2 separate regions of the Homo sapiens genome follow, and region 2 is linked to region 1. Evidence: chromatin loops called from intact Hi-C (ENCODE). Cell type or tissue: chondrocyte. All regions are shown on one strand. Each heading gives the region's core, and the rest is flanking DNA. Links, peaks and the distances in the headings are about the cores only.

Region 1 (12,723 bases), core at 1-8,000:
AGCATATTCTATAACGTCCAATATATGCATTCTACCATCTTTCTAAAAGCCAAAAACTCGAGAATGCTTAAAAGAGTTGTATTTTATTAAGTCAACAGCATATAGATATATTTGAAAAATATTATTACATACATGTCAGCTTTTTTTTTTTTTTGACAGAATCTTGCCCTGTTGCCAGGCTGGAGTGCAGTGACACCATCTCAGCTCACTGCAGCCTCTGCCTCCCGGGTTCAAGCGATTCTCCTGCCCCAGCCTCCCAAGTAGCTGGGACTACAGGTGCGCATCACCAGGCCCAGCTAATTTTTGTATTTTTAGTACAGATGGGGTTTCACCATGTTGGCCAGGATGGTCTCGATCTCTTGACCTCGTGATCTGCCCACCTTGGCCTCCCAAAGTGCTGGGATTACAGGCGTGAGCCACTGCGCCCAGCCACACGTCAACTTTTTTTTGGTTTGCAGTTTCAGTGCCATAGAGACTTATGAGTCATTTATAATAATGCTTTGGTATGGGGGCTCAGAAAACAATTTGGTATTGGGGCTCAGAAAACAAAATGAGGGTCTTGGGGTAGTCTCAAAGGCAAAAGTTTTGTTTTTTGTGTTTTTGTTTTTTTTTTTCCTGACCTTTTTGCTCCTAGTCTCCCAGTCTCATCTTCTAGCCATAGAAACTAGAATCTCTCTTTTTCAAGGTGGGTCATAGAAACCAGAACCTTTTTTTCCCCAAAGACGGCCATAAAACCTGAAAACATTACCCCACTTTTTCCTCCATTGTTCTGTGTAAAAATTGGCCATAAAGAAGTTATCTGACCTACTTGTTTGACTGCAGATTATAAGACCCCCATTCTAGAGAGAGTCCTGTCGCATACCCTGAAGGAAGAAATGCATGCTCAGAGAGGCCAAGAAGGATCAAGACAGACAGGCTTTGCTGGGTTTCTCCACTTAGTCTCTTAGCATTAGATAATATTCTTTTTGTCCAATCATATTTCTGCATGGCTCTCCATACTGTGTTGAAACTAAGCATAAGAATTGACAATTTCCCATATACTTTTGGGTCTTCATTCTGAAGGATCCTGTGTTTACACATTAAATACATTTTTATGCCTTTTCTCCAATTAATCTGATTTCTGTGAGTTAATTTTTCGGTGAAACTTCCGAGGGCAAAGAAGTTTCTCTTTGACCCTTACACTTGCCTACTCTGCAAGGTTGAAACTACTGCACTAAAGAGTATTATCTCGTTCATTGATTCACTCATTGATTCATATGTTCATTCTTTCAACAAATATTCCTTATTGAATGCCTGCTCTGCAAAACTCTACAGGCTCTGGGCTATAAAGAGAAAAATGACCCTAGCCCTTCCAGTAGCTTACAATTTAGTAAAAGACACTAATTTTTTGGAAAATAGTAATACAATCTTGAGTTAGCAAGTAGTTTTCATCTCAAAGCTATCTTGCTGGTTTGGGGTTCTATTTTGAGGTAGCTTTCATGGCCATATCTGGGCTCAGTGGAAAAAAATGCTAAGATCTGTTAGCAACATCTGATGTGGGCGCAGCCGTGGAGAATGCACACAGCACAGTGTTTGGCTGACTGTGCTTTAATTACATGGTCGAATGAAATTATTTATTACAATGAAAGTAAGAGCAATTTCCACAGAAGGGCAGAAGGAAGGTTGCTTTGAATTAGGAACACCTGAGAGGCTTTATAGTGGTATATATAGAGTGTTTCAGGATTTCCAGACAAGAAATAATAGGTAGGGGCAAAGACAAAGTAAGATCACAGGACAGGCTGGTGTAAGTGGGCCACAGGGCCTTTGGGGTGATGAAGTACTCGGTGATCAAAATAGATTAAGGAGAGGCCATACGAAGGAGTTTGGACTTCAATTTGCAGCAAGTGAGTTACAATCGAGGGCTTTTGAGAAGAGGATGTTCTGCATTTTAGGAAAATCATCCAAACAGCATTTTGAAGGGGGTGGGGCTTAAGAGGAAGCTGATGGAAAGTAATCTTTGTGAAGGAAGGATTGCAGCCACCTAGTCAGGAGATGGTGACGAGAAGGCAAAGACATTAGCAGTAGGAATTCAAAGAATGGTTGGCAGACATTTTGAGGAAGAAATGACAGATTTGATCATCGATTGGAGGGAGGAGTCCAAAGTGAAACCAGGGTGTCTACAATGTGAATTCACAAGAGGAGGAGGGCTCCGTAGCTGGCAGGATGGGGCGTTACTGCAACGCGGGGCATCTAGAGGCCGTGTTATGGTCAAAATGGTTACAAGAAAAGACCCTGCAGGTATTTCATATTGTGAGTCTGTAGTTTAGAAAAATAAAAGAAGAATGTTCCATGCGCAGAAAAAGTTCCACTACTATAATTCCTTATGGTAATTCTAAAATTCTGTAAGATAAAAATTACAAGCTTTTATGAGGTTTGGTGCCAAAACTTATTGGGTGATAAACCTAACCTGAACAAATGTGAGGCTATCTATAGACTTTATCCTACTCAAAGTCAATATTCATTTTTTTTTTGTTGCAGAAATAATACACTTAAATGTACAGTACTGTCCCAAATTTACTGGGCTGAGGGTTTTTATATTAAATGGTGCATGTATCAAATTATCATTTAAAAATAAAAAGTGGATATAATTTCTGAAATGTATCTGTTCCCAAGGTTTTAGATGAAGAATTGTGGATATATATATCAATACCTACAGTGGTTTTTTAACTTCACATTTTAAGAAGGTATTGTCTTAGTTTTATGCATTGGCATAAAGCACAGTAAATAAACAGATGCCTCTTTTTATCTGAAAATTTTGGAGAATAAAGCATTCTTTGTATGTGTCTTTTCCATACACTCATGCTTAGTAAGTTTCTTTGTCCATAAAATTGGGATAATAATACTACCTACCTCATAGAATTGTTTAAACAGCTAATGTACACCATCTAACACATAAGTATGTTAGCAAATTTAGTCATTATTATCTCACCCCTTTAATTAATAAAACATTTTTAAAAAGCATTTTGGATGAAAAACTTGTTTTCCCAACCTCTGAAAGTGCAATGAAAATAAATGTGTCCCTTCTTGTTGAATGTAAAGAGCAAAGAGTACCCCCATTTCTTGAAAACCTAATATGTACTTGTTGCTTTAATCCCACGAGATGAACGTTATTTTCCCCATTTCACAGATGCAGCAACAGAGATTCTGAGATGTTAAGTAGCATGATCAAGTTGCCCTCCAGTAAGGGATAGGTTAACTTGTCTTTCCACTTCGTCTAGCTCCTAGAGATGCACGGAAGAGACAGCAGATAAAACACATTGTCCGTGTGAGTAAAACATTCACGTGGGCCTCTTCCTAGGCATACTTCTGGTTACTTTTTAATCAGCTATAAGAATGTTGTTTTTCCATTTGTGCTATTAGTCCTATGTGGATAAGGACATACTTCAGACTCAAGATTTCTAATGATGCCCCTTTTTATCTACCTCGAACCAGTCCCTACATCGTCCCCCACCAACAGTAACTTCTGGAAATAACACCCATTTGGCTTATAATAATAAAGTCTAATTTTCAGACAAGCTGCAAACGGTATCTGTTAATGTGATCATGATTGGGAGGAGGAAAGGGATGTGAGAGTGAGGTAAGAGTCTGGTAGTGGCGCACTGAGGGTGTGGGAGGGAAGCGTTCCCTTGCTGTAAAAGGGGATTACCTGACCCAAAAGGAAATCAAGTTTATTGTAACTTGACTAAGTAAACAGCAATGTAATCCAGTTCTTCAATTTTTGATGTGGATGCTTTAAATGAGAGAGTGTCACATTTTCTCCTTTTCTTCCCTAGAGCACACATATCAAACCCGGCCTCTCTCCTCAGCCTGAGGTATGGTTTCTTAGTCTCACTCCTCGCAGCCAGGCAGGAAATGTTCCCAGCCACAGGATAAGCCTCCAGTTGGAAGAGGGCTGGGAGGGGGAGTGAGAAAAGGAAAAAAAAAGAAACAAAGAAAAACAAACTTTACTAGAGCCGCTAGCAGGAGCCCCAAAGGATCCCGGCCGGTTTCCAGTTTCCTAGAAGCGGGGATCACACCTCCCCGCGCACTCCCGACACATGCGCGCGCACGCACACACAGGCGCACACACACAGACACACAGGCGCGCGCACACAGGCACACACATGGACACACGGGCGCGCACACACAGGCACAAACACAGGCGCACACATAGGCGCACACACACACAGGCGTGCACACGTACACAGGCACACAAACAGGCACACACAGGTACACACGCACACACAGACAGGCACAGACGCACGCACACACACAGGCACACAAACAGGCACTCACACAGGAGCGCGCGCGCGCGCGCGCACACACACACACACACACGCACTATGCCCGCCCCCACTCCAGCCCGTGGGCGTGGTTCCCAGCGTCTGCGAATTCGCGCGCCCGGGGCGGGGCGGGCCTGCCCGGGGGCCCCTGACAGCCGCGGGAGAGAGCGGCTGGTCGCACCTCGGGCCGCGCCGCCCAGCTGCTGACAGCCTCCCGGCGCGCCGGTCCATGCTGGTCCCGGTCTTTGTTCTGGGGCCGGCGCCGAGACATGCGCGGCTGACGATGGAGGTGGAGGACTCGGGCGGCGTGGTGCTGACCGCCTACCACTCGTACGCGCGCGCCCAGCCCCCCAACGCCGAGTCGCGCTGCGCGCCCCGCGCCGCAGCCAGCCACCCGCTCAGCAGGTACCCGGAGCCGCTCCCACCAGGGCGGCGCAGTCGCGCTGGGCTTGGGGGGTTCGCCGTGCAGCTGCGCCTTGTGCCTGAGCGCACGACCGCCGTCACTGGATGTTGTTTCAAGTTTTGGTGGACTAGATGAGTGAGCCTGGGGTTCTTTGCATTGTCTTTGACTGGAGGTGGGAAACGCTCGAAGGCTCCACCAGCCTGGGCTGAAGTCGTTGGCTAGCAGAGATTAGCAAGCAGCAGGATTGCATTCTTGATACGATTTGAGGATAAGTCATGTGTATATATATATATATACCTCATTTCGGCCAAAGTTGCCTATAAAACATCGGGAAATTAAAAAATATTCCAAATGAAACACAAGCAGCACATGAAAAGAAAACAGTAAATGAATAACCCTAAATCCTCAGAATACTCCTTTTGAGAGCTTGTTCAGTAACTGCATGCCTGGTTTAAAATTTAGGTTGAGAAATTCTCTAAAAAGTACACCTCAATAGACTTTTAAAGACAATTTTATTTCTACATGTTAAAACCTTTCAATTGTATAAAGGCATTGGTGTCATTATTTGATTACTGCTAATGTCAACTCTATGCTGTCAATGCAATTATATTTCCTTTTGGTCAAAAGAAGTCTATAAGCATCTCATCCTGTACATTTCAGATTTAATCAAGGATCTATGTTAAATTACTCTATCAGTGATCATCCATTTGATGCAAGATCAAGGCCAATGAGACTTTCATTAACTGAAACAAAAACGTTTAAGTGGGTAGACAAAAGTATTATGATGAGTGAGATGGTTAGATATTTGATACATATTTGGGGGAAGTTTTATTTGTGTAAATGTGACTATCTGATCCACTGACGAGTGCTTTTCTTTACAAGGGGGCAGTTTGAGTGGTGTGTTTTCATCATGTTTATTTTTAATCATTTCTTTTATCTCATACTTTTAACTTTAGTTGTGCGATAATTACTTCTGTTTCCTAATTTAATTGATTGTGATTTTAATTGATTTCCTAATTAACAGATTGTGACTTTATTTCAAGGAATATCTTTTTGGCTAGTATCCATGAGAAGAACAAAGTACATTGGCAAGAGATCTATGTTGGGCTTGGCTAACAAAGAAAATGTTGTTTCTTTCAAAAACAGCAGGTTGAGTGAAATCTCATTTTTATATAAAGACAGTGGGAAAATCACATTTTTTTTCCAGCTTTAGGAGTTGTGCATATACTTTTAAAGGCTGCTCGAAGATATAAACTGGCATTTGTCTTTAGGGTATTTTCTTTTCTAAACATAATTATTGGCTGTAAGTACTCAGATTATGACTAACTAAATAAATATATATATGTGTGCGTGTGTGTGTGTGTGTGTGTGTTTTGATGAAAAGCATGGGCCAAGTTTGTCCATTTCTTAAACGGTTCTAGTGTAGCTGTCCTGTCTATAATTCCCAGCAGCTGTCTCAGAACGCCAGCCAGATTGTGCCATTTGGGCAATTTGAAACTACATCCTTTTCCAAAGCAAACTAGAAGCAGAAGTTCTATTAACTCAGCATGTGGTCTTGTGGAATGATAATACATGAGAGCAAGCGTTACGTGTCAGAGCTAGTATTTCACCTTAAGGTTGCCAATTAGATTCACGTTGTTCCAAGTTTGCATTTTTGGTGACTGCCCTGCACTCTGTCTATGGGAGCCTTGGTACCATTGTTCCTCTGCTGCAGAACCCCCTGGCCCCCTGCAACCCAATCACAAGAGAATAGCTTAATTCCTTGGTTCCCAGTAAAAAAGCAATCAAAAAGAGGTTCCTGTATTTACAAAGAGCCAGAGGACACCATTAATCATAAGTCTGATAACAGAAATAATCAGGCCCAAGTTATTAACCTTTGACTCACTAACTAATGATCAATACTTCCTTTCAAGCCAAGAAGCAAGATCATATTGTTCTACCTCTGAAGAAAGCACTCTCTCTTTCAAGAATACCCTTTCCTTTAAATTGCTTACACATTTGTAACCTATTTGTGGAGCAATGACCAGAATGGCCCTAGAAAGCGTGGACTTTTGTATCTGCGTTATTTTTTAGCTCTTGGTGGCATAGGTTCAATTCAAAGCAAACCATTCTTTTTTATTTTCCAGACCCCCACTACACCTGAGTTTATATGTTTTTAAGGTTTTTTTTTTTCTAGCCTTTTCCCAGTAAAATAGAATATAGTATCTTTCTATTTGGTCATTTTTTCCACTATTATATCCCTAGAGCAGTATCTGGTACATTGTAGTAGCCCAATAAATATTTGTTGAGTAAATTAATGAATTCCTGCCAAGATTACAAAATAGCCAAGATAAAATGGTGGGATTTTTAACTGCCAACCTCAACCTGTTTGCACCTCCATGGCCAGCAACGTGTTAGGCATTTGGGTTACAGAGATAAACGGGACATAGTCCCTGCCCCAAGAATGTGGCCCTTTACCTTTCAAACCAGCAAGACTTTGAGAAAAAAAGAGGAAATAAGTGACAATATTTCTACATCAAGAGGCTTCAGATGTAAATCTGGATTTTTAGCTAACCATTTAAAAAAAAAATTGAAGGACCCAGCAGCTCAGGCCTGCCCTGCTGCCTGCCATCCCTAGCTGAAGCTGAGCTGCTCCATCATGGGGGCTGCTGTGCTTGTTTGCCACACTCTCCCTGTTTCCCTTCAACATTGAGGCAGTTTCTTTTAGGGCTGCTCATTTTATTTTATTTTACTTATTTTATTTTGTTTTCGTAAAGTGAGTAGCCAGTGAAATGTACTTGTCAGTTCCTCAGGCTTGAGGTCAGATTGGCAGACCTTGACTCTACACCAATTACTACAATGTGGCCTTGGGCAATTTACTTCCGCTGCTTAGGATATTGACTAACGCAGAGGAAGCACCAGATATATTAGCTGTATCCCTACGGTTATCACTTTTAATCAGGTGTTGTTGCTGTAAAGAGGAGAGTCAAACTTTTGGTACTTGCATCACTATCAGAAGCGGACAAACAAAATAAGGTCAAGAAAGCCTTGTTTGTCAAGAAAAAAAAAGGGGGCCATTTAAAACTCAAATATCTGAGTTTTATAGCTCCAATCTTGCAACCGAAGAATCAAAGGGATCACTCATTCTTACCTCATTTTATAAAATAGTTAAAACTATGTATGGAGCATAATAAGTGAAACCACCTGAAGTCACATAAATGCACTGGCCTTTAGAGGGAGTTGTGGGTACCTAAAAGATTCTAGGTTGCGATATATTGACAGTAAGGAATCCTCAGATTTAAGTTCTTTTTTTAAAATCAGTATTCAGAATGTATAAATTAATATGTTTATTTTTAATATATAGATTATCCTTTGTCCATCTTGTCCTGTTCTGTTTTTGCTCTTTAAATTTGCATGGGGCAGTCTGCTGTGGCATTTAAAATACTGTTATACATATTTCCTTTTGAGCTTTTGGGATTCCTTCCCACACCCCCCGTTTCTTTAAGAGTTATTTCTTTTTTTATATATAATTTCTATCACCATATTTCTTGATTCTAATAGAGTGTGAGGATGGATAGACTTGCTTGTTAATTCTCATAATTAATTCTATTTTCTCATACTACTTTTATCTTTCAAAGTTTTCTTAGGAATTAATTTCAAGGACTCCACAAAGTCTATTTTGGCTATTACTTTTCAGTAGCATGGCATACTTGTAACATGAATTTTAATTTGTTTCTTTGGAGCTAAAAGGCAAGAAAACCATCAAGATACAACATCTTTCTGTCCCTAATAGGCATACAAACTTTTAAGTAGTTTAAAGCAAGAGCATAATTCTCTCAGAGGAAGTTTTAGCAAACATATTTCATTCTCACTTATTTTCCATTTTGGTCAACTGATTTGATATTACAACAACAACAAAAAAACATTCTCAGCTTGTGTTTCTGGACAGTTTAGACTTATTCCTAATGAGGAACACCAATTACCTTCTGTGTTTAGCACCTTTATGTGCTTAACAGTGGCAGGGAGTCCTAGTTGGTGTCTACAGTGCATTTCTAGATCATGGGGGATTCCAACCACTGCGAAATTTATTCATGCAGCAAAGAGACTCACAAGTCATAAGTATTTGTTGGGAGGAAGAGAACTAATTCTTTATTTCACAAAATTGTATATCCACATCCTATTGTAAAGGAAGAAAGAGAATAAACTAACTATAAATTATCAGTTCTGTTAAATGGTTGAAATTAGAATCATGATTTTTAGAGAGGCTAAGCTTCTATTCAGAATCCAGAGTGAGACTATTGACAAACATACAAAATAATTTCACTGATAAAATGAAACGTAGCTGAGGATAAAGCTAGATTTTGTTTTTCAAGGGTTTCCTGAGTATATACAAATAATGAAGTACAATGTTTTTTTTGTGAAGGTATAGTAGAAAATGGCCATGATTATTTCTGATATTTATCTAGTTATACCATAAACTTCCCGAGAGAGGACAAAAATAGAGGAGGGAAACAGCCAACTCTTCCTCGAAAACAAATATAGAAGCTAACCAAGGTTATCCTAGGAATTCTAATTCTACAGCAATGTTTAAACTTCTGTGAGGGGGCTATTGTTTCTTAACTATTCTTAATAATAAGATAATTTGATTAAAATGGAATGGATGATTAGAAAGTAAATATTTTATATTGAGGAAAAACTAAATTTAGCAACTTTTAGTGATAGATTTATTGGTACTTTCCTGGACTGAAATTAATTAATTAAGAAAACATTTACTTCCAGGTGCTAACTCTTACTAAGCATTTATGTAGGCCCGTATGAGCTTATGTACACATGCACAGGGACACCATATTCTGGGGGATACTAGGTATACTTTCTTGAGAGGATTCAAAAATAGTAATGGAAATAAGATTCTTAGTAGACAATAGGTATTTATAGGTCATTCTTTATGTTATGGTTGAAATCAGAGTTGGTGTCTCTGGTTTCTTTTTACAGTGGGATCCCTGCTGAGCGTAGATTCCTCCATATGCAGAGCTGTTGGAAAACATCTGGTACATTTCCTTTGATGGTATCATATGGCTAAATATTTGGCCAGTTGCTCTATCCATTTTTAAGCTGCTCACTTCTCCCTGATCATTAATCTCTAATGTATGCACAAAAGTTTAGGGAATTTAGAGTATTGTAGAATCGCCTTATGTAGATGAAGATGGTGACTAAAAAGTCATAACTTTTAACTTTCTATTTTGATGTAATTTTGGGCTTAAGAAACTTGCAAAAGTAGTCCAGAAAGTTTCTGCTTCTGCGTAACCTTTACCCAGATTCCCCAAATGTTAACATCTTGCAAAACCAGAATACCATTTGTGAAAACTAAACAAAGTAAAACTGGTACAATACTGTAAACTAAACTACGACCTATGTTTTGATTTCACCAGTTTTCCAATAAAATCGGAATTTTCCTGTTGTAGAATTGAATGTGGGACTCCACACTGAATTTTGTTGTATCTCCCGAGTCTCCTGCAATCTGACAGACTGTCCTTGTCTTTCATGACACTTTTTGAGAACTGGTTGGTGATTTATAGGAAGTCCTTCAAATTGGGTTGGTCTGATGTTTTCTCATGATTAAATTAAGGTTATGCTGTTTTTTTTTTTTTTTTTGAGCCAAGGTCTTGCACTGTCATCCAGGCTGGAGTGTAGTGGTCTGATTATGGCTCACTGTAGCCTCGACCTCCTGGACCTAAGCAATCCTCCCATCTCAGCCTCCTGAGTCGCTGAGGCTACAGGCACATGCCACCATGCCTGACTAATTTTTGTATTTTTTGTGGAGATGGAGTTTTGCCGTGTTGCCCAGGCTGGTCTCAAACTTCTGGGCTCAAGTGATCTGCCCACCTTGGCATCCCAAATTGCTGGGATTACAGATGTGAGCCTTCAGCCTGACCAAGCTTATGCATTTTCGATGAGAAATCTGTGGAAGTAATATTGGGTCCCTCTGAGGGCATCATACAGCGGGTATGCGACGTTGACATCTTACTAACGTTGGTGTTAGGTTTGATCTTCGGGATAAGGTGGTGTCTGCCAGATTTCTGTACTATAAAGTTACGATTTTCCTCTTTTTAATTAATAGCTACCTTTGGAGAGATACTTTGAGACTGTGGAAATATCCTTTTTCTCCTTAAACTTTTAGCATTTATCTGTGGATCTTGTCACTACAATTCACTAATGTGGTCTTCTAAAGGTGACTTTCTATTTCTCTCATTTCTTCTACATTTGACTCATTTTACATACTATGAAATAGACGTCTAGTAGTCTTGCTGATTTTGTTTTTATCTCATTAGCTTTTAAAAGGTCAGCCAAATATAAATAGTCATCAACAGTCATTTAATCTACTCTTTTTTTTTTTCAGTTTTGACACAAAGTATAAAAAATGTTTTAATTTTACCTGGTCTGACTTTATGAAAGCTCTAAAGATAGATTTTCTAATTTTTAAATTTCTGTGATTTTTTGGAAGCAAATGTTTATTAATAGGCTCAAAGGAAAAAAATCGGCTGGGTGCAGTGGCTCACACCTGTAATCCCAGCACTTTGGGAGGCCGAGGTGAGCGGATCACCTGAGGTCGGGAGTTCGAGACCAGCCTGACTAACATGGTGAAACCCCATTTCTACTTAAAAAAAAAAAATACAAAATTAGTCGAGCGTGATGGTGGGCGCCTGTAATCCCAGCTACTTGGGAGGCTGAGGCAGGAGAATCACTTGAACCCAGGAGGCGGAGGTTGTGGTGAGCCAAGATCATGCCATTGCACTCCAGCCTGGGCAACAAGAGTGAAACTCCATTTCAAAAAAAAAAACAAAAAACAGAAAGTTGCTAAATTAAATGCTGTGTTAAGAGAGTGTAGTTGTTCTTAAATCCCACTTTGCCTAGAGAGTATTACTGAAACTATCTTTTATTCTTTGAGAATTATCTTTGTACCTGATGGAAAACATTTTCCTCTTACCAGTGTTCCGGAGATGTTATCTGAACATCTGCAAATGTATTTTAACTAAAGTAAACATTCTAATTTGCATGTAATCAGAATTTTTTCTCATTCCATCCTCAAACTAAACAATTTTGTTTCTGAGGTAATTGCCATGTTCTTATTTCTCAACCATATGGTCTCTAGATGTCAGTTCTAGCCAAGAATAAAAGTAAAATGTTATATAGCAAAGCAGAAGAGGTAAATGGAATGTTTTTCAGAAGAAAATTTTGGAAATAAATTCTATCTGTTTAAGCAATACACTTTGCTTTGTTTTTAAGCCTCTTTGGATGAAAATAAAGTCAGGCATACCCTTAAATAGTGTTAGAAATTAACCTTTTCTTAATGACTGTTATCATTAAGACAGCATAACTGCATGTGTTTACTAAAGTAAAGGTACCTATTGAGATGTGTAAGTTTGCTTGCTTTACTAATAAATAGTCTATATTGGTATATTGTTTTATTTCCTAAAAATTGAAATTATTACTTATTTCTTCAGGCAGCTCTGAAAGTCTTTAGCAGTACTTTTATTTCTAATATTGTTACTTTTAACATGCTTTGTAATTTACTTTTGATTAGATAATCAGCTTGTTACAACTATGTAAAGGCAATGCTGTTTAAAGGACTAAAGTGTATACTCTTGTTGAAGAATTTGATAGCATTTATTTTGGTTTCTTTGAGAGTCCTTTTTAGCTTGTTTGCTTTTTGTCTCTTGCTGTGCTCTGATTATTGAGTTAGTGAGTTTTTCATAATGTATCATTCTTTATCATATGAAGTTTCATACATTATTTCTTTGTGATTACTCTAGGCTGTGCATCAAAACAAAATACTAAAGTGTACAAAAACTTCAAGTTGCATTAGTCTCTAAAGTGGGAAATAAAAAAAGTAGATTGTTTTTCTATATATGCGTCTTCTTAAATATCTGGGGTTTATGACACATTCTTTGAGTATCAAATGTGTTATGTCACTCTTCAATGAATGAATAATATAGATAAACTGTCCATTTGACAGGCAGTTAGTGCCATGTAATTCCAAGG
Region 2 (17,600 bases), core at 5,282-13,281, 100 kb before region 1:
CTCTGACATGGCTGGGAGCCACTCTGGACCCCATATTTTTCTCTAGGCTGCAGCATGACATTCACCTGGGTGGATGGGGCAGAAGGCCACATACACGGATTCCACCCTCTCTTTGTCTGCGGACACGTGCAGAAAAATCAGCACTTTCATACACAAAGGTAGTGAATTAGTTTCAAATTGAGTAAGTACTAATAAGGCATCTAGCTGAGTGCTATGACATGTTAATAAAGCCCTGACACTCTTTTAGGTCGTGAAGTCAGGGATGACTTCTCTGAGGATGTAATTGCTAAGCCCAAGCTTGAAGGAAAAGAAGCCAACCATAGGAGGAGCCAGACAGGGGAAAGCACTTCAGCATGAGCAAAGGACCTCAAGGAAAACACCAGAAAACAGGCCGATGTGGCTGGAGTGAAATGAGGGCAAAGCCCTGCGGTTTTCTTCTCTGCTTGTTTACATGTTACAGAGAATGAGAATATTCTCTGCATTGTTCATTTCTCTGCTGAAAATAGAAAATACTCATGATTTCATGGAAGTATGAGACCAGATTAGGAGGAGCAGAACAATGGCACAAGGTCGTGGGCAATTCTAAAATAGAGTGGAGAGCCCGGCCCAACCCAAGGCCAAGGCTATCCTTCAAAAGCATGAAGGGTCTGAACATAAACAAACTGAGCATCGATCACTCGGGCCTATTTTGGAGCGTGGCTCCCTCTTCCTAGGAGGACCTCCACCCCATCATTCAGCATAGATTAAGACACCAGAAGAGAAATATCCCTGAGAAATTACCCCCTAGATCTCTGCTCACATTAGTGTGGAATCTTCTGACCTCAGGACCAGAAAAGGCCATAGGCAAACTTCTAGGGGTCACTTATCATTAGGAACAACCACAATAAAATCATTTCAGAGAAATGAGTTGTCTTAACCACCAGAGAAGAGAGTAGGGGAATACGAACAGACTTCCATCCACCCTTTCAGGCTCTTTGGCTAGGCTATGAAGTAAGTTAACATAAGGCAAATAAACAAGAGGAAAAAGACAATTTTAATTACATATCCCTGCTCAGGAGACCCAAAAAATATGAGACTCAAAGAAGGGTCAGATGATTGAAGCTTATATTGCATCCTGAGCTATTGAAAAGAACAGGAGTTTGAGGCTCCTCCTGGTTGTTGGGGGGCAGGGGTAGGGGTGACAAACTATGGGGAAGTTATAGGGGGGTAAGGGGAGGAGTTGTATAGTGATTAAGGTTGTCCTGTTATTCAGATAAAAAAAACCTTAGGTAATAAAAGTCATCTCAGAGCAGCCTTTGGAAGAATAGGTGACTGCCTGGGCATGCTGTCAACCTCTGGCCAAGCTTAGGCTTCTTTAGCATCTATTATCAGCTTTGGGAAATGTCCTCTCACTCCTTCTCATGCTGCTGATCAGACTGGTAATCAGGGAAAAGGTGGGGACTAACATTGGTTGGGCATCTACTACTGTGCCAAGGACTTTACTTATATTATTTCATTGATACCTTATAGCACATTTATTAATTTAATTTTATTTTATGGCTAAAGAAACTCAAGTTCATAGAGCGTTAGTAACTTGCCGAAGCACTCACAACTGATAAGAAGCAGAGTCAAAACTGGATCCAGATCTGTGTAACCCGCCAAGTCAAGCTCTTTCTAAAAATGTGCACAGGTTTTCTGCCAATTTAAAAACATGCTGTTGGAACTAATAACAAACTCAGTAAAGTTGCAGGATACAAAATCAACATTTTTCACAGAAACAGAAGAACAATCCTAAAATTTGTATGGAACCACAAAAGACCCCAAATAGCCAAAGCAATCCTTAACAAAAAGAACAAACCTGGAAGCATCATATTACATGTATTGAAAATATGCTACAAAGCTATGTTAGCCAAAACAGCATGGTGATGGCATAAGAACAGACACATAAACTAATGGGACAGAATAGAGAGCCCAGAAATAAATCCACATACTCATGGCCAATTGGTTTTTGATGAAGATGGCAATAAGAACACAAAATTGGGCAAAAGACAGTCTCTTCAACAAATATTCCTGAGAAAACTGGATATTCACATGCAGAAGAGTGAAATTAGATTCTAATCTCACACCATATACAAAAATCAATTCAAAGTGAATTAAAGAGTTAAATGTAAGACATGAAACTGTAAAACTACTAGAAGAAAACATAAGGGGAAAGCTCCATGACATTGGTCTAGGCAAAGATTTTTTGGATATGATACCAGAAGCACAGGCAACAAAGGCAAAAATAGACAAATAGGACCAAATCAAACTAGAAAGCTTCCATACAGCAAAGGAAACCATCAACAGAGTGAAGAGATAACCCATAGAATGGGAAAATACATTTGCAAACCATGCATCTGATAAGGGACTAATATCCAAAACATATAAGGAACTCAGACAACTCAATAGTAAGAAGACAAATAACATGATATTAAAATAGACAAAGAGCCTAAATAGACATTTCTCAAAAAAAGACATGCAAATGGCCAACAGGTATATGAAAAAGCTGCTCAACATCACTAATGAACAGAAAAATGCAAATTATAAACCACAATGAGGGCTGGGCACAGTGGCTAACACCTGTAATCCCAGCACTTTGGGGCACTTTGGGAGGCCAAGGCCAGTGGATCACGAGGTCAGGAGATTGAGACCAGCCTGGTCAACATAGTGAAACTCCGTCTCTACTAAAATACAAAAAAGTAGCCGGGTGTGGTGGTGCACGCCTGTAGTCTCAGCTACTCAAAAGGCTGAGGCAGGGGAATCGCTTGAACCTGGGAAGCAGAGGTTGCAGTGAGCCGAGATCGTGCCACTGTACTCCAGCCTGGCAACAGAGCGAGACTCCATCTCAAAAAAAAAAAGAAAGAAACAACAACAATGACAACAACAAAAACCGCAATGAGATGTTACCTCACATCTGTCAGAATGGCTGTTATCAAATAGATGGAAGGTGACAAATGTTGGAGAGAATGTGGAGGAAAAGGAAACTTGTACACTGTTGGTGAAAACGTAAATTAGTAGAGCATTATGGAAAACTGCATGGAAGTTCCTCAAAAAAGTAAAAATAGAATTACCATACTATCCAGCAATCCACCTGCTTGGGTATTTATCCAAAGGAAAGGAAATCAGTATATCAAAGAGATGCCTGCACTCCCACATTCATCGCAGCACTATTTACAATAGCCCGGATATGGAATTAACTTAAGTGCCCATCAGTGGACAAATGGATAAAGAAAATGTGCTGTACATACACAATGGAATACTATTCAACCATCAAAAAGAAAGAAATTTTGTCATTTGTGACAACATGGATAAACCTGGAGGATATCATATTAAGTAAAATAAGCCAGGCACAAAAAGACAAATACCACATAACCCAACTTATATATGGAGTATAAAAAAGTCAATCTCATAGGAAGAGAGGACAAAATGGTGGTTACCAGAGGTTTGGGGTGGGGAGGTTGGGAGATGTTGATCTAACGACACAAAATTTCAGGTAGGCAGGAGGAATAAGTTCAAGAGATCTATTGCACCTCATTTGACTGCAAAAAATAAGAACACATTATGTAATGTTACCTTGAAAATTTCTGAAGAGAAGACATTAAGTTTTCTTACTGCAAAAAAAAAAAAATGGTAAGTTTCTGAGGTAATGCTTATATCCAATGGCTTGAGTTAACCCTTCCACAATGTGTACATCTACCAAAATGTCATGTTGTACTCCATAAATATATATATATAATTTTTACTTGTTAATTGAAAAATAATATAGAATAAAAGAAAAACACAGTGGTAAGAACATAAACTGTGGAGCCAGGCAGCATAAGTTTGGTTCCCTACTCTGTCATCTATTAGCTGAATAGACTTGGGCAAATAACTCAGCCTTCTGTGTCTCAGAGGTGTTATCTATGTGTATCGATATAAGGCTGTAAATAGGGCCTTCCTTAAATAGGGTGGGGATAAAATGAATTAGCTAATATTGTAAAGCACTTAAACTACTGCCAAACACATAGTAGGTGATCAATAAATACAAGCTGTTTGTAATTTCTAGTAACTTATGAAAGAAAAACAGTAGTTACCATAGAAGGATTCCATGGTTTTATTTTCACAAGCATTTCTGTATCAGCTGTCTAGTGTAGCTAACAAAGAATTTTTTGCTTTCTACCTTAAAGTCACAATGTCTTTTTTTAATGCCACAAATATTATTAATCAAAATTTGCCTCACCACTTAATTTCCAATAATAGAATAGTTAAGAAAAAGCTGTAGCTACTTAATGCTATATTACGTATTTTTAAATGATAACATGAGGACTATGTATCCAAATGGAACCATACTTTCAACATAATAAGTGAAAAAAGGAGAAGTGTAAAATTATGCAAATACTATGATGACATGTATATGAAAAAAATAGACTGGAAGGAAAAGACCAAAATTATAACAGTCTTTATATTAGTAACTTGAAGTTATTAATATTTCCCTTATTTTCCAACATTTATTGTTATGTGACGTAGCTACATCATAATAAAATAATGCACCATCCCAATGCATTTCTTACTTCACATTAGAACAAACAAAACACCCATCTATAATCTGTTATAACAACTTTAACGTTCCATGTATGCGAGAGGGTGAGTTTTGTATAAAATAAAAGGCTAAGCATGTTCAAGAATATCACAAAAGATGAACAAAAACCTTTAGAAAGAATAAGAATCTAAGTCCTTCCATTAAAAAAAATACATTTTCCTTAACAGCTAAAATTGGCAGTCTGTGCTAAGAAAACACTAGAGAAGCCAGGAGGAAACCTGAGGCTGCTTACAGTTCCACTGTGGAAGCGCTTCTGACAGATGGAGGCTTCCTTTCCCCCTCTATTTCAGGCCTGCAGGAACTCTGACCAAATCAGGGCCAAGGTGCCAATGTGAACCTCAGCCTGCTCCTTCCCGTGGCTGGGTCCCGTGACTCTATGACTCTACTTGATCCTTACACTGAACAGGGCCCCAGCTGGTCCCAAGATCTCTGTGGTCTCTCACTCCAGCTATTCTTGCCTCATCCATGTCATGCCTTCTGCCCTCCCCATCCTTCCATCTCCTCCTCTGTCTTCCTGTCTTTGGACATCAGTAGGTCAGTTCATGGGTGTCACTGGACATAGACAAAAATGGCCACCTGCCATTGCTGGGCCAACCAGTTGCAGAGGGACTGAAGGCACTTTGGGGTGGCCAGTCGTTATTCAGCGTGGCAGCAGGGCAGCCAGAAGCTCGGACACCTGCTTGTCTGATTTGAATTCACAGCTTCACCATTTATGAGCAGGCTGACTTTAGACATGCCAATTCAACTCGTGAAGCCTCCATTTCTCCATCTGGAAAGCTGGGATGATCATGACAATATCTACTGCATCGTGTTCCTGTGAGGAATCAATAAACTACTATATGAAGTATTGGCATGGTCATTGCTCAATGGAAGCTTTTAATGGAAACTTCAGCTCAAGCTTCACCCTTGAGATATTAGTCTCTGCAAGTCTTTTCTGAATCCTTCCGTAGCCTTTGAGCCAGTTCCTTTCCTCCTACTCATCCTCCTCTTCCACTGAACAGTATGTGACTCTATAATGGCAGGAAAAAAAGAGAGCCTGATAAACTTCTCTATTTTCATATCTAGAGAACGACACAGCCTTTACCAGGAGCATGGTGAGAACCACCATTCAGTCCTGTCTCAGCCTGAGTCTTTATTTTCATCCAAAGTGATTAGGCAATTTGTACAAAGTCTTTGCTACAAGTGGTGTATCAGAAATACAAACCATATTTGTCAATAACACCAAAGTCCACATATATTCCACATATTTATGTTAATAAATTTTTTTGTTTCCTTTTCTTTTTAAGAGGATTGATTGAAGCTTCAAGGAATGAATGAAGCATCAGCAGGAGAGGAACTAGGGTCACAGGCTGCCCCCTAAATCCTGGTACCTCTCAAATCACACCACCTAAGAGAACTTTGAGACACAGAGGGGCAGAGTGTCCTGTCATCCTTTGTCCCCTGTGCAGCCCTGCACCTCCGTGTGGGAGGGCGGGAGCAGCCACAGAGGAAAGCCCAGGCACCTCTTGGCCACCTTGCTTAATGCAAATAAAATTTCTGCGGAAATCTAGTATAAATCTTTGTAAATTGGATCGTACTTTCAATTGACATTTAATTTCAACACTGTGTTCCATGAAGAGAAAATAAATTGGCCCTGAGATCACAAAGGAACTCAGTAAACCATTTGCAATTGTACATTTAGCCAAAAAGTATTAGAAAATGTTTTAACACATCCAATTAAGTAAAATAATGATAAAAATACAGCAGAGCAGAGACCACCAGAAACTGTACATGAAAAGGAGTAAGATCTCATTTCACTGGAACAGCTCCTGGGATTTGAGGGCGTAGATTTTTTCTTTTAATGAAAATTACTCTCAAGGTTCTATTCTTTGAACAACTCTTCTCTCCCCACAGTTCTCAGTGGATCTCTATCACCCATCAGCCTCTAGAAACATCAGCTCCTCCAGCATCAAACTCTTTTCCCTCCTTTGTGATCACAACTTTTTTTTAAAAGAGTTATTTAACCTGCCACCCATTAATAAATAAGTATAACTAAAGACGTGCATTTAGCCATGCTGATTTAAGTCAGTGTCACTGAAATATTTTTGCCGAAGTCATCAGAAAAGCATCTCTAAGCAAACCTCCTGAACATTATTATCATCCTTGCAGCCTGTGTTCTATTACAGAAAGTGGGAATTCTGCATTCCACCTGAATATATAACCATTGTGCTTTTTATTACAGAAACATTTTAAGTTACAAGTTATATTGCTTTAATTTCTCCCCCACCCTCCCACATTTTTGAGGAAAATTGATGCCATTTATCCTGTGGACTGCTTCATATCCCAGAGGTCATGTAACCAAATTTGAGAAGCACACACTACAGAAACCAAAACAGGACAATAGGCAGACAGCTCAGCCTCAGGAATGTTAAGCACAGAGGATCCTATCCTTCCATCTATGTTCTAACAATCCATTGGAAAGTGGAGACATTATTATTATTATTATTATTATTATTATTATTATTATTATTTGAGACAGTTTCGCTATTGTTGCCCAGGCTGGAGTGCAATGGCATGATCTCAGCTCACCACAACCTCCACCTCCCAGGTTCAAAACGATTCTCCTGCCTCAGCCTCCCGAGTAGCTGGGACTACAAGCATGTGCCACCAAGCCCAGCTAATTTTTTTGTATTTTTAGTAGAGATGGGGTTTCTCCACGTTAGTCAGGCTGCTCTCGAACTCCTGACCTCAGGTGATCCATCCGCCTCGGCCTCCCAAAGTGCTGGGATTACGGGTGTGAGCCACCGTGCCCGGCCAGTGGAGACTTATTTTGAAGGGGGTAAATTTAAAGCAACATTCTTTAGATGTGCCATCTGCAATAGCATCAGGTATAAAGGCGTAGGTCCTGAAGTGGCTGTGCCCACAGTGACAACACAGGGGAGGAGCAGTGTCCCTGCTCCACGAGAAGATCATAGGAATGTCACCAGGACAGAAGTGCTGAGGAAGGTATCTCATTTCGTCTACATTAGCCTGCTAGGGGCTCAAAGCAAAGAATGAGCAATATGTAAATGAGGACAAGGAATGATTAATCCTCAAAGTTCGACTGCCTTTTTCCAACAGTTGCCTCATTTCTTGGATATTTGCCCATTAGGCCTCTGTCTTTTTTTTTTTTTTTTTTAGGGTTTTCCATCTTCTCTCCTTCATCTCTCCCTTTTCTGTGGGAGCTCTTGCCATGCTAGCCAAACACACAGAAAACGTGCTGGAGAAGGAGAAGGTTATGTCCTTCTAAAAGGATCCATGAATGTGTCTCTTTTTGAATTTCAAATACTGCAGCTAGATTTGCAAACCTTTTCAAAGTCATCGAGTTCTATTGGCAATAATATTTGATCATCATGTGGTAAACACCCACTAGGAGCAAATGTTATCAACCGAATGGAATTCTAGCCACTATGATATTTCAGCTCTGACGAATAAAGAGGTGGGGGAAGGCAGAGCAGGGAAGAGTTCTTTGGGGTCAGTAATTACATGATAAGCCTGGGAAAAGGCTTACTCACATCTAAGAATCATTAAAGGGAGAGCTATAGTTTTGGCCAAGAGATATAAAGATTTGAAAAAAGATATTAAGTTGAAATCCTTTACTTAAAATGAAATAAACTGTACTTGACATTTGGAAACTGCTGCTCCAGCAAAGATAAAGGCACTAAGGTTTCCAAATGGAAGGTTGAGATAGAATGTGGAGGCTTCCTGAGATTCTGAAGTATAATTTAGAAACTAGAAGCAAAAACTCAGATTCTTGGAAGATGTTCAGTAAAGGAAATATTTTTCTTGGCACGATGTGCTTCATTTTTCTTAGAGAAAAATTAGAAAAAAAGAACAGGCCGAGGAGGGCCAGTTTGCATAAATGGGGCAGAGGCTGTAATAAAAAATAAACAGTGCAAACTCATTTCTTTTGGGCTCAACAAAGCAGGAGACAGCAAACAAATAAAAATGAAGAAAAGTAATTTGATCAGAAAATATTTGTTTATTTTAAATCAAAAGCTATATGAATATTTTTTAGATATTAAAAAAATTATTTTTTTTAGATTCAGGGGGCATATGTGCATGTCTGTCACATGAGTGTATTGCATTGGTGGGGATTAGGCTTGTTATAATATCTGTTACTCAAATAATGAATATTGTATCCAAGAGGTAATTTATCAGCCTTCGCCCTCCCACCCAACTTCCTCCCTTTGGAGTCCCAGTGTCTGTTATTTCCATCTTTATGTCCATGTGTACCGGTTATTTAGCTCCCACTTTCCAGTGAGAACACGTGGTATTTGGTTTTCTGTTTCTGACTGAGTTAGTGCACTTAGGCTGATGTTCTCCAACTCCATCCATGTTTCTGCAGAGGATATGACTTCAGTTCTTTTTTATGGCCACAAAAAGCTGTCTGAATTCTAATCAAAGGAATTATGAGAAGGCTTAAATGTAGAGTGACCAGCAGCAGCAGTAGCATGTACACAGTATTGAACCTGGTAAGACACCCAAATCCTAATCTCCCCAAATCCTGAAATGGAGAATAGAAAGTGTTTAACTGGAGAGAGACAGAACCCATATCTAAATCAGCAAAAGGGCTCTGAGAAACTCATCAGCCTCGAAATCCTCCATCTCTGATTTATGGGATGATCTTCACCACGGGCTCTCTGGATGGAGATGGTGGATGGGAATCATGTGTGACATGTCTGCTTGCCTGCATTTAAACACAAGTATCCCAGTGTTCCTAGACAGACACTCTGTTTCTGCAATCTCTAGCATTGTTTTGGTTTGGTTTGGTTTGGTTTTAGCATGAAAATGTGTACTAAATCATGGCCGGCTGTTTCTCCTTCACGTTTTCAATTTACACATAATTGGGAACCTGTTGGTCAGGTTTGGGCCAGAACAGGCCTCTAGAACAAAATTGTAAAACTAACAGTGGAAATTAACAATAGAAACTCTGCGAGAAATTCAACTCCAGTATTCAGAACCACCAGTTCTGGTAACACTTGCAAACAGTTTCAAGATATAGTCTTGTTTTTAAAATCTTTTTATTTGACTTGAGACTGAATTTTCACAGACTCCTTATGAAACTGCAAAATGAAATGATATCAAAGAGCAGAATTGTAGATATCATAGGGTGTTGAGTTTTCTCAGACAAACCTCTCTCTTCGGCCTAAATTTGAATCCCAACATGCTTATTACTTTAATTCGGGAGTTTCCAAATTCCAGTGACTCTCTGAGCCACACTTAAACCACCGCACCCTTCTGAGGAGATTGGAGAGCGATGTCTGACTCCAACATCAATCCAGCCTCTCCTTTCCCTGCTTAGTAAACATGCTTTTGATGTTACTAAACACATAGCCATCAAGAAAAGCACCATGTAACAAGGTACCTGATGTCTATCTTTCCAGACGGATATATGAAACTTTAATTATCTAGAGTCTCAGTAACAAGAAAGTTCAAATAACTGAGTATTTTTCTGTTTACAGAGTAAAAAGCCAAGGGTGACAAAACACAAGAACTTGAGTTGTCTTCAAGAGAACATTTCTAGTTTATGTTTCAGACTCTGCAAACATTCAGGTCATCTCCCAGGTCTTCTGTGTAGATACGGGTTTCAATTCTCACTCACCTATATTTCCTTGTGTGGTGTTGAATAGTAAATGGAAGCACGTATATTGAGTTTTCACGGCTATTAGACCCCAGCAAAAAACCGTGTGTTTTCCCAAATGCTTTCTCAGTTGCCACTCTCAAACAACTCGGAGGCAGGTACCATCGTCACGGTGTCAAACTCCAGATAGCTTCTCCCTGGGTCATTGTTCTTTACCATGGGCGCCTCTACCTCTCAAGTAACATGCGCTTTGAGCCGCCAATAAAATGAGGATATGGACCACATCAAAGTTTCTCATTCAATCTTTCTTTGGACAAATGTAAAAACATCAGTATCATCTCCCACATATCTCTTGAGCTACATTGTCTGAAATGTATATGAAAATTATATAAAATTATACATTGATGTATCCAATGGTAGAAAAGAAAAAAGATATTCAATGTAAAGCAAATTCGATATTATAATTTTATATTTAAAAAATAAAAATCATACCCATTATGATCGTACCCTGAGTCCCCAGAAAAGAGACAAGCAGTCTTCAACCAGCCAAAAAACAAACAAAAAAGAAATAAAAACAAAAGAAAAAAAGGGAAAACAAATTTGCAATAAAGTAGAAGGCATTTACAGATCCCCTCTTGTCAAAACATTCAAGTACTCATTTCTGTGGGAATATATCAGCTAGTAACCCCTCCAATTCCTACAGATTCCCTTGTGAAGCATTTGAGGTCAAATACTCATATGACAATTTAGAAGTATGTTGCCCTAAGATTTTTCACCCTGACTCATTGATTTGAGAGTTGGGACTCCAGTAACAAGAAACATAATGTCAGCAGATATTCCAATGGACCTCGGCACATTCCTTCCAGAAGCTTCCAGCTGCCAGCAGAGGAGCATGGCAGATATAGCTGAGGACACGGGGGGTTTCCAGTGGCATAGTTACCACAAGTGCAGCCGGACAAAAATAGATGGAGATGTGGCAGGGCAAGTGATCTGAAATTTCCTTAGGACTCCTCTGCGACTAGGGGTATTTTTCATAGCATCTATTCTGAACTCCATCTGCCACTGTTTGACTGTTTGAAACAAGACATTCCTCTACTCAGAACATTATGTCAACTGACCATGATGAGCTGGGTCCTTTGCAGGTTCTGGGCTGTTTCCTGTGGCTCTCTGAGTTATTAGGATGCCCTGCTTTTATCACTTATGTGCCATTTTATTAAAGGTCATGCAGAAAAAAACTGCTTAAATTTTTTAAAATATGTAATTATTAATGAGATCTGACCTTGAGAGCAGCTATTCATCCCTGGAGTGTTGGGGAAAACAGGAGAAGTGTTTGCTGTCATTCTGCCAGGCCTTGGGTGTTCTTTCCTAACCAGCACACTGTGGGAGTTATATGGTGAGCCGTGGGGAGTGCTGTTTACTTGAGCTGTGATAGACTGTAAGATGGGGGTTGAGGGTCTCAGTGTGAGAACATGCTTGTAGCTATGATAACTCAAGACAGCCAAGTTTTTGAAACTACCTTGGTCTTAAATTCAAATTTGATTCCAAATGCTTGAAAAGTCTGTCCTGAATCAGGCCGAGTTGATGGTAAATTGTCTTTTCTTTAATCTTTGGAAATAATTCCTGATAAATATGATATTAAGAACTATGCTCATACGTTAACTTTTCTTAAAATCTTTCCATGAATTTACCAATTGTCTTTACACTAGAGCATGTGTGTGTGTGTGTGTGTGTGTGTGAGAGAGAGAGAGAGAGAGAGAGGAAGACAGAGGGAGAGAGAGACAGAGAGGCAAAGAGAGACAGAGACAGAGAGAGAATGAGATTTGGCAAGTGTCATGATTAATACCATTTTAGTAAGATGATCCCTGCAACCAAAATCACTCTAATTATACAAAACCATGATGAGAACTTGACTCCTAGCTTTAACACCACTGAATTCTGACTTAAACTGCCTCCCTTTTCTTTGCTATTGGGACACTTTTACTTTATTTTTTATTTTTTTAGAAATGGGGTCTCACTATGTTGTTCAGGCTGGACTCGAACTCCTGGGCTCAAGTGATCCTCCCACCTTAGCTTCCCAAGTAGCTGGGACTACAGGGATGAGCCACTGAGCCCAGCTGGGGCAATTCTATTGATATTACACATCACTGAAGAAAGTCTCAACAGAGCTGACAAGACCCTGTTAAAACAGTGTTGTTTTCAGCAGGGAACACTGCTGATCGAAGTACACATCCAGCATGACTAAAATTCCACCTTTCTTTTGTACCACCTCAAATTTGTCCTATAGAAGTACTGGTATCTTTATTTAAAAAACAGAAAAACAAACCAAACTAAGATGAATTGAGTACCTTCTGTGCACCAGATATTTTATTTTCATCCTCTCTGTAATCCTCCCACAAAAGCTATGAGTTATTACTGCCAATTTACAGAATATGAAAATGAAAGAAGTTATAATGCTAGGTTTTTCTAATCCCATTTTCCAGCATATTGTGCTTTTAAAGTAGTAAAATATGGTATGGGATGACAAAAAAACCATTATTTTTGTGAATCATTCTAAATTCAGAATCACATAATTATATGAATTTATATCCCCCCTCAAAAAAAGAGTATATGCTGTGCAAGTTGAGATAGGACTGAGGCCTCATGAGCCCCAGAAAATTGTCTGATACGACGTTACAAAGCTTCTATTGCAAGCGTAAGCCTCACTCTAGTTCAGAGACTTCCAAAGAATTGAATCACCAATGAGGCAATGTTGAAAATGCTGCGGCTGATAATATATTGGAAATTCCACCCCTAGTTGATGGAATTAAATAAATCAAAGATGAATCAGAGATGGACTGCAGTTTCCTACTCATGAAAATATAGCAGTCTCTGCTACCAAAAAAAAAAGTTGTTGAAAAATGTCTCCTGTATATTAACAAGATAGAGGTGTTTGAAGATGATGGTGTTCATAGAAGATATCTGGAATGCTGTTTGCTCACCATCCCAAGATTGGTATGAGGTTAGAAAGAGCTTTTTCAGCAGCTGAACACATTTGCTCAATATACCACTCAATGACTCAACAGTGGTGCTGTGATTCACTTTCTTTCTTAAGATCGTACATTAAAAGATTCAATAATATATTTGCATTAAAATGCTTTCAAGATTAATTACATGCTTCTAATTTTAATGTTATTTAATGTCTTAAATAACACTTTACAATGTTAACTTCACCTGATATGACTTTATATTAGAGTAATAACATATGTCTAAGTACATATTTATATTTTGGAGGGACATTTTTATTTATTTTTGAAATTTATAAATTATTATTTTAAATGTATTTGTTTCAGTTAAAAATGAGCTTTAAAATGAGTCTTTAAAAAATACAAGCCACGATACAATTTTAATTTGAATTTATTTCATGATGAGTGAGGTTGAGAATCTTCTGGTGTGTCTAAATGCTATTTGCATTTTTTCCTGCAAACTTTTTGCTCATAACTTTTGCCTCTTTTTCTATTGTGTTGTTGGTTTTTTTCTTACTGATTTTTCAGCTCTTTGAGATATATATTGCACATTTTTACAATTTGTATCTTCCTTTTGCCATGTAGAAGTTTAAAAATATTATGCATGTTTGTCAGGGTAAGAAATGCTAGCTGCTATTGGCCAGGTGCGGTGGCTCACGCCTGTAATCCCAGCACTTTGGGAGGCCAAGGCGGGCAGATCACAAGGTCAGGAGTTCAAGACCAGCCTGGCCAACACAGTGAAACCCCATCTCTACTAAAAATACAAAAAAAAAAAAAAAAAAAAAAGCCAGGCATGGTGGCTTCCACCTGTAATCCCAGCTACTTGGGAGGCTGAGGCAAGAGAATTGATTGAACCTGGGAGGCAGAGGTTGCAGTGAGCTGAGATCGCACCACTGCACTCCAGCCTGGGCAACAGAGCAAGACTCTGTCTCGGGAAAAAGCAAAAAAAAAATGCTAGCTGCTGTTAACATACGATCTGAATAGTTCATTTAGCTTAGTACAATAAAATTTATTGCTTACTCTCATTATAGTCAATACTGTTTGCTAGGAGGGGAGGGGGGCACTGATAGGGACTCTGAAACTTGTAGTCATTTAAAAGCCAGGCTCTTTCCATCTGTGACACTGCCATTATCAACAGGAAACCTCCAAGTTTATTGTAAAAGGAGAAAGAGGAGAGGACTGTGATCGTGCATGGGAGACTTTTATGGGCCAGTCCTAGAAATGGTGTATGTCAATGCAGTCCATATTCCACTGGCCTAAATTGTCAGAGAGGTGGGAAATATAGTCTTCTTCACACCCAGGAGAAAAATGAAACCATTTGCAAACATGGTATCATTTTCACAGAACTGAGTATTTTCAAATTTTTCAACTTTTTTTAATGGTTTCTGAATTTCATGTCATGTTTAGAAAGGCCTTTTCTATTTCAAGGTTCTAAGAAATTATTCCATGTCTCCTTTTAATGCTGATATAACTATCTCTGCTTTTAAGATTTTTTTTTCTTTACCACTGATTTTCAGTCATTTGATTATGAAATGACTCGGGGTGTATGTGTGTTATAGGCAGAGAGAGAAACAGAGAGAGAGAAAGGACACTGTATTTAATCTATTCAAGACAGATTGGATCTATGAGTTTAAAGTTTTCAACAAATCTGGAAATTTTCTGGTCGTTGTTTCCTCAAATTTTTTTCTGCTTCCTCTTCTTTTCTATTTTTGGAACACCAGGTATACATGGTTAGACTATTGAATATTGTCTCACAGGTCATTGAGGCTCTTCTCATTTTTTTTTCAGAATTTTCCCCACTCTATGGGCCACATTCTGGATAGATTCTATCACTATTCCTTCAAGTTCATCGTTCTTTTCTTCTTCAGTGTCTAATCTGCTATTAATGTTATCCAGCTATCTTGTTGTTTCAGATATTGTAGTGTTCATCTCCAGAAGGTCCATTCTCTTCTACTTTATGTCTCTCATTTCTCTGTTCAATGTGAACGTATTTCTTTTAAATACTTGTACATAGTTATAAAATCTATTTTAATGTCCTTGTATGGTAACTCTATCAATGCAATAATCTCTGGGTCTGTTTCTATTTTCTGATTTTTCTTCTGGTAATGTGTTGCATTTTCCTGCTTCTTGGTGTATCTAGTAAGTCTAGAGGTTGCACATTTTTATTAAGTCTCTAAATTGTATTGTTTTCCTTTTAAGAGAGCTGAACTGTGTTTTGGCATGCAGTTAACTTCCACACATGGCAGTTGATCCTTCAGGGACTGTTTTTTAAGCTTTTGGTAGCAGAAGCATGCAGTATGTTTTACTCCAGGAATAGTGCAGCCTTTCTGTTACTGCCAACAAGTGACCCATCTGAGGTCTTTACTAAGTGTCCTAAGGGATCACTGAGTACTCTCCATTCTGGTCTTTCTGATCTAGAACTTCTCTCTGCTGTGAGATCTTGGAAATGTTCAGCTCACCTAGTCATTTTTTGCACTACTTTGTAGAGAGGTCCTCTATGCAGGCATGGCCCAGTAGTCAGCAAAGACTCTGCAGCATAACTGCACAGATTTCTGTAATTTCACTTCGGTATCACTCTGTTCTTTTCTGTGTCTCTGCCCTTCAAACTCTGACTACCTCAACCTCTCCTAACCCTGATCTCTGTCTCCTCAACCCACTGAGGCCACTGGGCCCTGTTTGGAATTCCCCTACCTACGCCTTATTTGGGAAATTGCTTGCAGAAATATGGGACTATCATAGGGCTTCCTTTTTTTTTCCCCTTTTTTAGAGATCATAGTCCTGGGCTGCCTGCTGGTCAGTGTCTGAAACAATTTTTTCATACCTTTTTGTCTAGTTTTTTGTGGTGGGAAGTTAAGTTTTATCCTTTTTATTTTGTCACATCTGGCTGTGGAAGTTTAAGTTTGTAATGCTGCAATTGTGTTTTGTAATTAGAACTTCCAGATTTGGTCTGAAGGTTGAATCTTTAAAAAAAAATGAATAAGCAAACCAAATAAATATTATTTATCACATTAAAAAGTCATGCAAACTTTATTCATCATAGAATTAGAATGTGGTTCCATCCATAAGCCAGATAGAATGAAATGTAAACGTAATGCTATGCAACTTAAACTCTGCTGGTCAAGGGAGTGTCTTCCAACCATCTCACAGCAATTCCATTTTATTTTCTTTCTAATGTTATACATTTCTCCTGGTCATATTCAACTGTAACTAATTTTTACATAAGTGTATCCTGTATTGTCCTCTTTCTTGGATTCTTCCTTTATCTCGCTAGAATATTGTTGCAGGGGTGGGAGGCAATTCTCCATGTGTTATCCAAGACTCTCTTTTCAAGGACATTTGTACAGCAAGATTAGTGTCTTCCTCTGAGGCAGAGAGCAAGTTTGATTCCTGACCAGGATAATAAAGATAGCTTCTTCCTCCATAGGAAAAGTTGGCTGGGTTTACTGGCAGACTTCTTAAGATTGGGGGTTTCCTAAACTCAGGGATCCTTGGCTGTGAATGCAGACCCACTGTAAACACAGCACCAGCCCGGGCAGCCCTGCGTCTCCCCTATGGAGGCACAAAGGTACCAATGCAAACAGGAAGCTCATGCTGCCTGCTGTGCGGTGAATAATGAAGTTGTTTGTCTCTGACTGGGAGTCTCATTTCTTCTGCCAGCATCTCTGAAATTGGTAGACTAACTGAGCTGCAAGCAGGGTAAACTCTCAGACCTTTCATTGTTCCTAACAAGCACTGTAGAGCGATATTTTCATCCATGTGCCCAAGATGATAATTTTCATGTCTGAAAGTGTTTTGTTTTGCCTTCACATTTGATTATTTTGACTGAATGAAGATATTCTAGAATCAAAATATTTTTTTCCCTCAGAACTTTGAATTTTTTTTAATGTATAATACCTAGGGTTTCCAGTTAGAAGTTTGATGCTAGTCTGTTCTCATTCCTTTATAAGAGACCTTGCTTTCTCTCTAGAGTTCTCTGTCCAAGAAGCTTTTTGTTGTTTTCCTTAGCCTGGCTTAGTGTTTGAAATTCCAGTTGGAAGATTCCTGTTCTGTTTTTTAATCTCCAAGAGTTTTCTTTCTGTTACTTCCTTATTTCTTCTCCTCTTTTCCCTGTTCTTCCTTGCTGAAAATTCCTATTGGATATATTTTTAATCCCCTGCATCTATCCTTTATGGCTTTTAAAGTTTTTTTAAATTTTAATCTTTTTGTCTTTGGGTACTATAACGGGATGTTTCCTTAACTTTGCCTTCTAGATTAATAATTTTATCTCCGGTTTTTTTTTCCATTCTGAGTAGTGTGATGAATTGTCTAGTTTTTAAATTCAGCCCATCCACTGATGTATGTATAAACGAACCTATATATGTATGTTTCAGGAAATCATATATTTTTAGTTCCAAGCACA

Evidence for each region. Peaks named below come from ENCODE experiments on the same cell type or tissue, not always from the same donor. Only the 100,000 strongest peaks of a DNase experiment are listed, where the experiment ranks them.
Region 2: it touches region 1 in a loop (4-fold over the local background); 6 of 110 quality-filtered maps call a loop at or near these places.

Annotation. Positions count from the first base shown.
Region 1 is chr18:6,725,238-6,737,960 of GRCh38, forward strand. It overlaps ARHGAP28 (Rho GTPase activating protein 28), which reads left to right and starts at 4,479. Exons shown (of 18, transcript NM_001366230.1): 1 at 4,479-4,706. The coding sequence starts at 4,585. It overlaps ARHGAP28-AS1 (ARHGAP28 antisense RNA 1), which reads right to left and starts at 4,625. Exons shown (of 2, transcript NR_134645.1): 1 at 4,483-4,625; 2 at 3,690-3,931. RefSeq lists an enhancer at 4,249-5,212 and silencers at 4,382-4,471, 4,682-4,781. In chondrocyte, for the core only: CTCF peaks have their summits at 4,723 and 7,915; DNase peaks (open chromatin) are centred at 4,084 and 4,504.
Region 2 is chr18:6,616,803-6,634,402 of GRCh38, forward strand. All of the region lies in intron 2 of LOC107985176 (a long non-coding RNA gene), which reads right to left. Among named protein-coding and RNA genes, the nearest start is that of ARHGAP28, 100 kb to the right of the region's middle. In chondrocyte, for the core only: no CTCF peak of the experiment used is centred there; no DNase peak of the experiment used is centred there.